Linked DNA regions of Homo sapiens: region 2 is linked to region 1. A link is an interaction called in ENCODE POLR2A ChIA-PET data of the cell type or tissue named here. Cell type or tissue: K562. All regions are shown on one strand. Region 1 overlaps ARAP3 (ArfGAP with RhoGAP domain, ankyrin repeat and PH domain 3). Region 2 overlaps DIAPH1 (diaphanous related formin 1).

Region 1 (5,000 bases):
TGGTGGGGATGGAGAAGCAGGTCAGTGGCTGTTGCTCACACAGCCTCCCTCCCTCCTGCCCTGACTCAGGGGGCTGTGGCCCTCACCCTCGCTCTCTGTGCGGAACACGAACACCCTCTGGCCGGTGATGACCTGGAACTTGTTGTCCTTGCTGCTGCGGGTCATCTCAATGGCAGTCAAAGGTATCACACCCTTAGGGAAGGGGTCCTGGAGAGAGAGAGCTCAATGACCCATGAGGACAGGAACTGAGCCATGTGTGCCAGCCCCTGGGTCCTGCCCCAGATTTTATAAGATTGGCATTAAATCCACAAGCAGTGGGTACAGCTGCTAAGCCAGCTACTTTAAATGCTGACATCAGTCATGCAGTCACTGCCCCGCCCACACACACAATGGACTTCCCTCCTTCCAATTCTGAGCCCCTCTCAGCCCTCCCTCTCCCTCATCTCCATATCGTCACATCTCCCAGCCCCCCACCTTGTCACTGCCAAAGTACATCAGACTCCTCCCATTGAACTGCACAAAGCGTCTCTGGAAGACATAGTTTCTGAGGAAGGAAGGAGCCAAGATCAGTGTTTGAGGTTGCATGGGGTTAGGGGGATCATAGGGTCTGGGGGCACTTTCCCGCGCAACCACCTCCCAGCCTCTCTTTTCTCCCTCCCTTCCCCTCCCAGCACCCACCCCTGAGGGGAGAGCTTGTCTAGCCAGCCACTGAGCAGGGGCGTGAGGCGGTCTGCCGTGAAGGAGAAGCTGGCATAGGGTGAAATGAGGTCATCACTGGTCTCCTCTGTTTCCAGGGTGGGCGATAAGAGGGTGGAGTCTCCAGGTAGCTCAAGGCTGGCATAGCCAGCATCCTCCCGTGCCTCCAGATCCTGTCTGCTGAGCCTTGTGGGGGCCAAGACAGGGAGGGACACACATTAGACAAGTACCCCGGACACCCTCTTTGTACTTTCTCCATCCTACTCACATCACCTAAGAATAGAATGCCTGGCAGGTACTGGATCTGATTTTCTTTTCTTTTTCTTTTCTTTTCTTCTTTTTTTTTTTTTTTTTTTTTGAGATGGAGCTTCGCTCTTGTTGCCCAGGCTGGAGTGCAATAGCGCAATCTCGGCTCACCACAACCTCCACCTCTCGGGTTCAAGCGATTCTCCTGCCTCAGCCTCCTGAGTAGCTGGGATTACAAGAATACGCTACCACGCCTGGCTAATTTTGTATTTTTAGTAGAGACGGGGTTTCTCCATGTTGGTCAGGCTGGTCTCGAACTCCTGACCTCAGGTGATCCACCCGCCTTGGCCTCCCAAAGTGTTGGGATTACAGGCGTGAGCCATCACGCCCAGCCTCTTTTGAGACAGGGTCTCTCTCTCTCTCTCTGCTGCCCAGGCTGAGTGCAGTGGTGCAATCATGGCTCACTGCAGTCTCAAACTTCTGGGCTCAAGGGATCCTCCCACCCTGAGTAGCTGGGACTACAGGCATGTGCTGGCCACCACACCTGGCTAATTTTTTATTTTATTTTTAGTAGAGATGAGGTCTCGCTATGTTGCCCAGGCTGGTCTCAAACTCCTGGGTTCAAGTGATCCTCCCACCTCGGCCTCCCGAATTGCTGGGGTTACAGGTGTGAGCCACTGTGCTCAGCCTGGATCTGCTTTTCAAACAGGGGAATAGGGAGGTTCAGAACCCTTAAGATTGGCATGGGGCTGCTTTCCTGAGCATACTTGGAATTTTTATTGGGAAAATTTCAGTCCATCTTCTTTGCCGTTAGTATGACTTGGATGGAAAAGACGGGGAAGGGCTGTGTAGATGGCTCCCTGTCATGGTTGCCCATGGCTAATCAATATGTCTTGACTCTTTGTCCAAAACGTTCTTGACCTCTCCCTGGACCAAGGACCAAGTTCCCATCAACTCTCACCAGGGTGATGCAAATTCCCTAACTGGCCATCTGCTTTCATTCTTGCCCTCCCTCCCACACTTATTCTCCCACAGGCACCAAAGTGTTCTTTTACAAATGCAGATGAGACCATTTTACTCCCTTGCAGGAAGCCCTTCAATAACGTCCCATTCGCACTTAGGTTAAACCCAAATTCCAATGGGCTGCAAGAACTTGTACAGTGAGGCCCGTAGGCCACTCCCCTGACTGCATCCTGTGTTGCCCTGGCCCTTGCTTATAGCCACATTCTCCTCCATGTTTCAGAGCCTTTGCACACGCTCTTCCCTCTACCTAGAACTTGCCGCCTTCCATGCTTCCCTGGGCTGCTTTTTCTCATCCTTCAGGTCTTTGCTTATGTCATCTTCTCAGAGAGGCCTCCCTTAACTAACCTGAGTAGATTCCTCTATTATTCTCTGTCACTTTCCAGGGGTTCTCAACCTCAACAGCACAAAATCACTTGGGAAACATTAAAAAATATCAGTACATGGGCTCCACACCAGACACTTAAATGTGAATCTCTGGGAGAGGGCCCAGGCACTCATAGTTTTAAAAATTCCCCAGCCTAAAAAAAATAAAATAAAAAATAAAAAAGGCTGGGCGTGGTGGCTTATACCTGTAATCCCAGCACTTTGGGAGGCCGAGTCAGGCAGATCACAAGGTCAGGAGTTCAAGACCAGCCTGGGCAATATGGTGAAACCCCGTCTCTACTAAAAATACAAAAAAAAATTAGCCAGGTGTGCTGGCGGGCGCCTGTAATTCCAGCTACTCGGGAGGCTGAGGCAAGATAATTGCTTGAACCTGGGAGGCGGAGGTTGCAGTGAGCAGAGATCGAGCCACTGTACTCCAGCCTGGGCAACAGAGCGAGACTCTGTCACAAAAAAAAAAAAATTTCCCCAGCCTATGATACAGCTAATGTTGAAAACTGCTACTGCAGCCTCTGTTTCCTACTTCACTGAGAAATTGAAGTAATCAGATAAGAACCCCCACAGACTCCCAGTGCCATGTTTACCCAATTTCACGCACATATTCTGCCTTCCTCCTGTGACTATAATAAACACTCGTGTCTAAAGCCAGACCCTCCTCTGTGCCCTTAATCCTATTCCTCTCACCTACACAATCACTTAGACATCCCTCACTCTCCTCTCCCCTACATAACTGTCCCTCCCTACCAGATCATTCCTATTCACCTACAAACCTATATAACATTGCATCCAATAAAAAACTCTTGTTGGACAGGTACGGTGGCTCACGCCTGTAATCCCAGCACTTTGGCAGGCGGATCACGAGGTCAAGAGGTCGAGACCATCCTGGCCAACATGGTGAAACCCCGTCTCTACTAAAAGTACAAAAATTAGCTGGGTGTGGTGAAGCGCACCTGTGGTCCCAGCTACTTGGGAGGCTGAGGCAGGAGAATCACTTGAACCCAGGAGGCAGAGGTTGCAATGAGCCGAGATCACACCACTGCACTCCAGCTTGGGTGACAGAGCAAGACTCCGTCTCAAAAACAACAAAAAAACTCTTTTCTTGACTCAGCTTCCTCTAGCAACAATAGTTCCAACTCTCTGCTCTTCTTTGCAGAAAAATTCCTCAAAAGACACTGTCTGTACTTTTCTATTCTCCCTTAAAACCCACTCTCATCGAGCTTTCACCCCATCACTCTGAGACTGTACTTGTCAAGATCCCCAGTGACCTCCAATTCCAAGGGTGAATTCTAAGTCCTATCATACTCAGCAGCAGACCCCTCAGCAGCGTAGGACACAGCTGGCCTCTCCCTTCTTCTTCTACATTTTCCTCACTTTGCTCCTATGACATCACATTCTCCTGGCCTTCTACTTTGCTATTTCTCTTCTGTCCGTTTTGCAGATTCTTCCGCTTCTCCCAAACCTCTAGATATGGGAGTGCACAAGGGCTTTGATCTTGGTCCTCTTCTCTATCTGCACTCACTCACAGCTCTATGCACCCATCTAAGTGCTGACAACTCTCAAGTTTAGGTCTCCAGCTCCGACCTCTCTCTAGACTCTAAGCTCGTCTACCCAGTGGTCTATTTTCACCTCTTCTTGGAGGCATAACTTACACCTCAAATTCAACACATCCAGAACTGCACTCCTAATCTACCCTCTCCTCCCAGCTGCCTGAACACAGTCTTCCCCATCTCAGACCGTGGCGGCTCCAGGAACTTTCAGGTGCTCAGGACAGTGCTATCCAGCAGAAGTTAATGCGAACCAAGTATGTAATTTTAAACTTTTCAGTAGCCACGTTTAAAAAAATTAAAAGAAACAGGTGAAATTAATTTTAATAATATATTTTATTTAACCCAATATATCCTAAACATTAACATTTTAGTATGTAATCAACATAAAAATTACTATTTTTTACTACATAAAAATTCTGTAATCAACATAAAAATATAAACATAAGATAATTTATGTTTATATTTGTTATATTCATCCAGTATTGCTTTTTCTCATATTAAGTCTTTGAAATCTAGCAGGTGTTTTACATTTATTGTGCATCTCAAAGGATACTAGCCGCATTTCATAGGCCCAGTAGTCACATGTGGCTAATGGCTACCATACTGGTCAGCACCAGCTCAGATGGAAGCCCTCAAAGTCATTCTTGACTGCTCTTTTTTTCTCACATCCCAAGTTAATCTGACAGTTTGCCTTCAAAATAAAGCCACTTCTCATCATCTCCACTACTATCACTACACTCTGAGGTCTCTCACCTACATTACTACAAAAACCTCCCCACTGGTCTCTCTGCTTCTCCTTTGGCCCCCTACAGACCACTCCCAACATAGCAACCAGGGGGATCCCTTTATAAAGTCAAAACCCCTCAATGGCTTCCCATTTCACTTAGAGTAAAAGCCAAAGTCCCTTATCTGGCCCCTTGTTTTTGTTTTTTTGGTTTTGTTTTGTTTTTTGTTTTTGTTTTTTTTGTTTTTGTTTTTGTTTTGAGACAGGGTCTCACTCGGTTGTCCAGGATGGAGGGCAGTGGCATGATCTTGACTTGCTGCAACCTCCGCCTCCCGGGTTCAAGTGATTCTCCTGCCTCAGCCTCCCTAGTAGCTGGGACTACA
Region 2 (5,000 bases), 71 kb before region 1:
GGGTAAAATGGGAAATAAGTATCACTACAGCCAAAAATAATTTCCTTTCATATCCTAATCTACCTACCCAGAAAGAACAGGTAAGGTAAGGCATATGTCACTTAGAATCATGCAGAACAGAGAGATAAGGGTCCAGCTCTGATTAATTTCTTTATTCAGGATTGACACAGTTCCTTAGGGTACTGAGGCAACAGAGGGTCATAATAGGATCTTGAATTCAGTTACCATTGAGGCCTGATCTAGCTTTGCCACAAAAAAAAATTTTTTTTTTTGAGACGAAGTCTCACTCTGTTGCCTATGCTGGAGTGCAGTGGCGCAATCTTGGCTCACTGCAAGCTACGCCCCTGCGTTCAGACCATTCTCCTGTCTCAGCCTCCCGAGTAGCTGGAACTACAGGCGCCCATCACCTCACTCGGCTAATTTTTTGTATATTTAGTAGAGACGGGGTTTCACCGTATTAGCCAGGATGGTCTTGAACTCCTGACCTCGTGATCCACCTGCCTTGGCCTCCCAAAGTGCTGGGATTACAAGCGTGAGCCACCACGCCTGGCCTTTGCCACAAAATTTATCACATTTCCACTAAAGGAATGTAAAGTCAGGGTAAGCTTTTAAAAATCGACCACAGTTTCAGTCTTCCTATCTCTAGGGTTCTGTTGTCTCAGAGGACTAGTATGAAGAATAAATAATAAAACAGATATAAAGCACTTTGTTTTGCAAAGTACTTTGTAAAAGTTAAATAATATATGATGGAACCACTGAAACTGGCTAGTTTCCCTTCTTCAATTCCCACTCCTTAAACAGAAGTCAGTCAGAACTAAAGAAAATGAAATAATGGACAACTTTAAATGCACAGAAGAACTTTCCCTTCCATTTTCAAGGAATGGCCCAAAGACAACAGCAATTGAATCAACATTTCATCTAGCATTTACAGAGAAACAAACTAGATTCTGACATCACCACTTATTGGTGCCTGCAGCCTACACAGGCGTTGTGTAGAGTTGGAGTACCCACTTCAAAAAGAAAATAAAGGAAAGAAAAAGGGTACCTCAGAGGAAAGGAAGTCTAGAAGAGGGGCACAAAATGACCAGGAATTTAAAAATATAAACTATAAACCTAGAAAAGCTAAATGTGTTTAAGGGAAAGAAGGCTGAAGATTACCTAGCAGTCCCCAGAAATGGAAATGATAGGCTCATGTTCTCCATGACCACTGAGGAAAAAGTGCTGAAGGATTAGGTAAGACTGTAGCAGCTCCTCCATTTGGTTCAGAGTGCCTCAGCAGCCCCACAGCTAAACTAAGCACTGGAGAGTTAAACTCATTAGTTCCACAATGTATACATATATCAAAACATCATGTTGTATACCATAAACAATTTGTATGTCAATTATACCTCAATAAAGCTGAGAAAACATAAATAAATAATAAACTTGTTAGAATTCATACAACAGCCAACAAAGGAAACATAGTAAAAGACAGTCCAATATCTTTTATTCCTAATTAAAAGAGTTCTATCAATCTACCCCTGCCTTCCAAAATCAGCATCTTTTTCCTAACCCCACCCGGGAACAATGAAAGATTCTAGGCAGTGGCCAGTGTCAAGCACAAGTTAGAAATGCCGTATAAAGAACAGTAGTAACTGTAGTCCATTCTGTATTTCAATAATTTGCTTATAAATTTGAAATAATTTACTTATAAATGTAAAGCAACTAACTTAATGTCCTGCACAACTGTCTAAAACTGTTGGTGAGTCTGCTTTCCAATAAACCTTATTTCCCAATTATAATTAAAATGAGGGGAAAACTATCTTAATATTAGAATTGGATCCTCTAACAGGTCCAAAGTATCACTTCTCTAATAGTTCAAGAAGGCAAGTACCTTGGGGAAAGGGAAAAAGTAACTTTTTGCCTACAGCTCAGCTCATCCTAAAGCCCTGCAACTGGCAGCCGGCATCCTAGGTAGTTGATAGCCCAGAGGGAAGGAGGAAAGGCCACGCTGGTATCACTATTCCAGCACAGCAGAACAGGTAGAAACCGGGCTGAGGATGCTGCATTCCTCCAAGTCCATCCATACAAACTGCCAGTCCTTGCACTATAAAGCACACATGGTTTGGGCAAACAAGCTGCCAACAGAGAAAGTGCTCAGAGTCTGGAAGTCCTACTTTCCTATCAAGTATCACAAGGTGTAGCAGGCACACCGGTATCTTCTGCTGTTCAGAAGGTGAAAGCCAGCATGCATAGTCTGTCATTTGGTGACAGAACAGTAAGCAAAGCTTCCTTCCTTTCAAACATTCTAAGGTTCCAATACAACTTTTGAATACATATACAGGAAACAAAACATAATGTTAACCAATTTTTCCAAAATTTCAACATATTTCTCAAGCTTCAAATATTGATACTTGCTCTTCCTTTCTTACTAGGCCTCTCCCTCTGCTGCCTAAGCTTAGAGAAGACTATGATCACTCCTTTAAAAAAAGGGGTGTTGTCCATTCATTTAGAAATAGTCAGTGACTCAGGAATGCTGTTTCCCAATCGCCGTAGCAACTGTCTTCTCCTCCCATGTTATGATGTGAGTAGCAGGACATCTACTCTTCCTCAAGGGTGGGCATGTGTGTGACACACCCAAAGCCTAGCAGACAGCAGGAAGTTTCTGCAACTGCTACCGCTTCTACATACAGGCACCAAGTATGAGGACACCTTGTTTTAAATCCCATTCCTAAAGTCCTTTCATTTCTAAATAATCTCTTTTTTGTATCCTCACACCACTCCTGAATACCCAGAAATAATCCTACCCCTACTGACAACCGCTTAACTAATCCAAAAATTATACTACTACTCAATAAGCCAGACTTGATCCTACGAAACCACAGAAAATATTTTTTGGCCCGGTACACATTCAGAATAAGATTTTGAAAAAATCTTAGGGAGGAGGGGAGATGAGCATGAAGATGAAATCTTATTATTTCTCTACCACCAGAAATATAAGTGTTAAAATAAGGTTGTTCTGATACTTCTAGCAATTGTACTTGTGTTGAACTATGTTCTAACACAAACACACACAGAATTTCATGCCAAAGTACTTAGGATCTAAAGAAACTTCCATATATCATGTACTGTTCTCTTTGGTTCTAACCATTAAAAAAAATTAATTTCTGAAAAACAAAGTATGGGACTGTTTTACTCTTTTTATATACATTTGTATTTTCTTAGAAAAAAACTATCACTTTTAGAATACACATACATTTCCATTTCAAATTAAGGTGGCAATTTTCAAAGATTAGAAAGCTGGAAAATTTTTATGACACTATTTTAAAAGCAAAAAACATCTGTAAACTATAAAGGCAATGTTGTAAAAATATTTGTGCATAGAGATAATGACTAAAATATACAAAGACTGTAAAATAAAAATGAAAAATAGAAATTTAGGGTTCTTACGTATTGTTTCAAAAATATATATGTGTTTTCAAAAAAAAAGCACACACAAAAAATCATTAGCACATCATCTAAAAGCAAAACATCATCATCCAATTACCATAGGCAAAATGCCTATCAGTATTTACTCTTCTCCAGTGGTATTTTGCTTAAGGAAACACTCCTGACAAGGCACAGTTACAAAGTTTAGGTATGACAATGCAATGTGAGAAAGAATACTGAGAAGAATATTAGTGGAGTCTAAAACCTAGGTCATCTAATTACACGACTTTGAGCAACTTAATACCACTAGGCCTCAGTGTCCTCCTAATTTTAAGAGGCTGGGTCAGATCATTTCTAGGGTCTCTTCCGACTCCTTAAAGACTATACTTAGGTACTACTGCTCTTTTTGAGGGCAGCCCAATGCCTGCTGCTTGCCTGATAATACATATCCTACAGTGGCTTCTCACCACTTCTTCTTGCGGTTTCAATCACAGGAAACAGACGTCACCCACAGACCTAGAAGTAAGTAACGAACAGCCCTGGCGGATGCAAAGAGCTGCCAACTAAGACCAACTCCCATCTTTTAAAAATACAAGAATCAAGAAAGAAATCACTAGAGACCTCTAAGCCTGACACACATCTTTCACAAAAACTAAGAAAACTAAAAATATCCCTCTAGGCCCCATGCAAAATGAAATAATTTTAGAATAGTCCAAAACTATTTTGCTTCTATTGCCAAATGAAGGAACTGAAGGAATTCTTATAGCTCTGGGTGGGAGTATATGTGCTTATGAAAAAAATGGTGCACTCCTACTGCCACTAGTACTTTTTGTGGATATCCAGACATACCCTGAGGACTTGAAAACTCTTCCTTGTTCTCTTCATTTAATACTCAATGTAAACCTTTCTGTAGCCATTAAAGATCATATTAATAGATTCAAATAATATGGGAACTTAGCAATTATTCACTTTAAATGTATGTAACAATCCCTAAGGGCACTGAGTCAAATCCTGCTTTCATTTTTATTTATTTATTTATTTTGAGACAGAGTCTCGCTCTGTCGCCCAGGCTGGAGTGCAATGGCACAATCTCGACTCACAGCAACCTCCACCTCCTGGGTTCAAGCAATTCTCCTGCCTCGGCCTCCCGGGTAGCTGGGACTACAACTGGGCACCACCACGCCTGGATAATTTTTGTATTTTTAGTAGAGACGGGGTTTCACCATGTTGGCCAGGCTGGTCTTGAACTCCTGGCCTCAGGTGATCTGCCCACCTCGGCCTCCCAAAGTGCCTGCTTTCATTTTTAATAATAAAAGTTGATAGCCTTACACTATGTAAAATAACATAAGAGTTTTTTTTAATCCTACAGACATGTTCTTTCATTAAACACAAGTCAAAACTATCTCTCCAGAGATGAATAATAATCTCTTCTCAACAGAGTTCTTCTGGTCACATATAGTTACATTAGTGATTCTCTCTGCCCCATAGTTACTTTGGTGAGAGAGAATTAATGTTTTCAAAACTGTCAGTCTCCTATATTAGATCACAGAAACAGAGAGCCTTGAAAATAATCAAGATTCCCAAGGCTATTA

What was found. ChIA-PET counts read pairs that join two places held together with the same protein. Peaks named below come from ENCODE experiments on the same cell type or tissue, not always from the same donor. Only the 100,000 strongest peaks of a DNase experiment are listed, where the experiment ranks them.
Region 2: POLR2A ChIA-PET joins it to region 1 with 5 read pairs; 8 of 35 experiments call an interaction of 5 or more read pairs at or near these places.

Annotation. Positions count from the first base shown.
Region 1 is chr5:141,672,927-141,677,926 of GRCh38, forward strand. It overlaps ARAP3 (ArfGAP with RhoGAP domain, ankyrin repeat and PH domain 3), which reads right to left. Exons shown (of 33, transcript NM_022481.6): 5 at 679-882; 6 at 475-544; 7 at 87-207. Among named protein-coding and RNA genes, the nearest start is that of ARAP3, 6.8 kb to the right of the region's middle. RefSeq lists enhancers at 1,266-1,933, 1,934-2,602. In K562, a CTCF peak has its summit at 4,725; a DNase peak (open chromatin) is centred at 4,705.
Region 2 is chr5:141,601,963-141,606,962 of GRCh38, forward strand. All of the region lies in intron 1 of DIAPH1 (diaphanous related formin 1), which reads right to left. Among named protein-coding and RNA genes, the nearest start is that of DIAPH1, 15 kb to the right of the region's middle. RefSeq lists an enhancer at 3,674-3,753. In K562, no CTCF peak of the experiment used is centred here; DNase peaks (open chromatin) are centred at 2,559 and 3,889; H3K4me3 peaks cover 372 bases.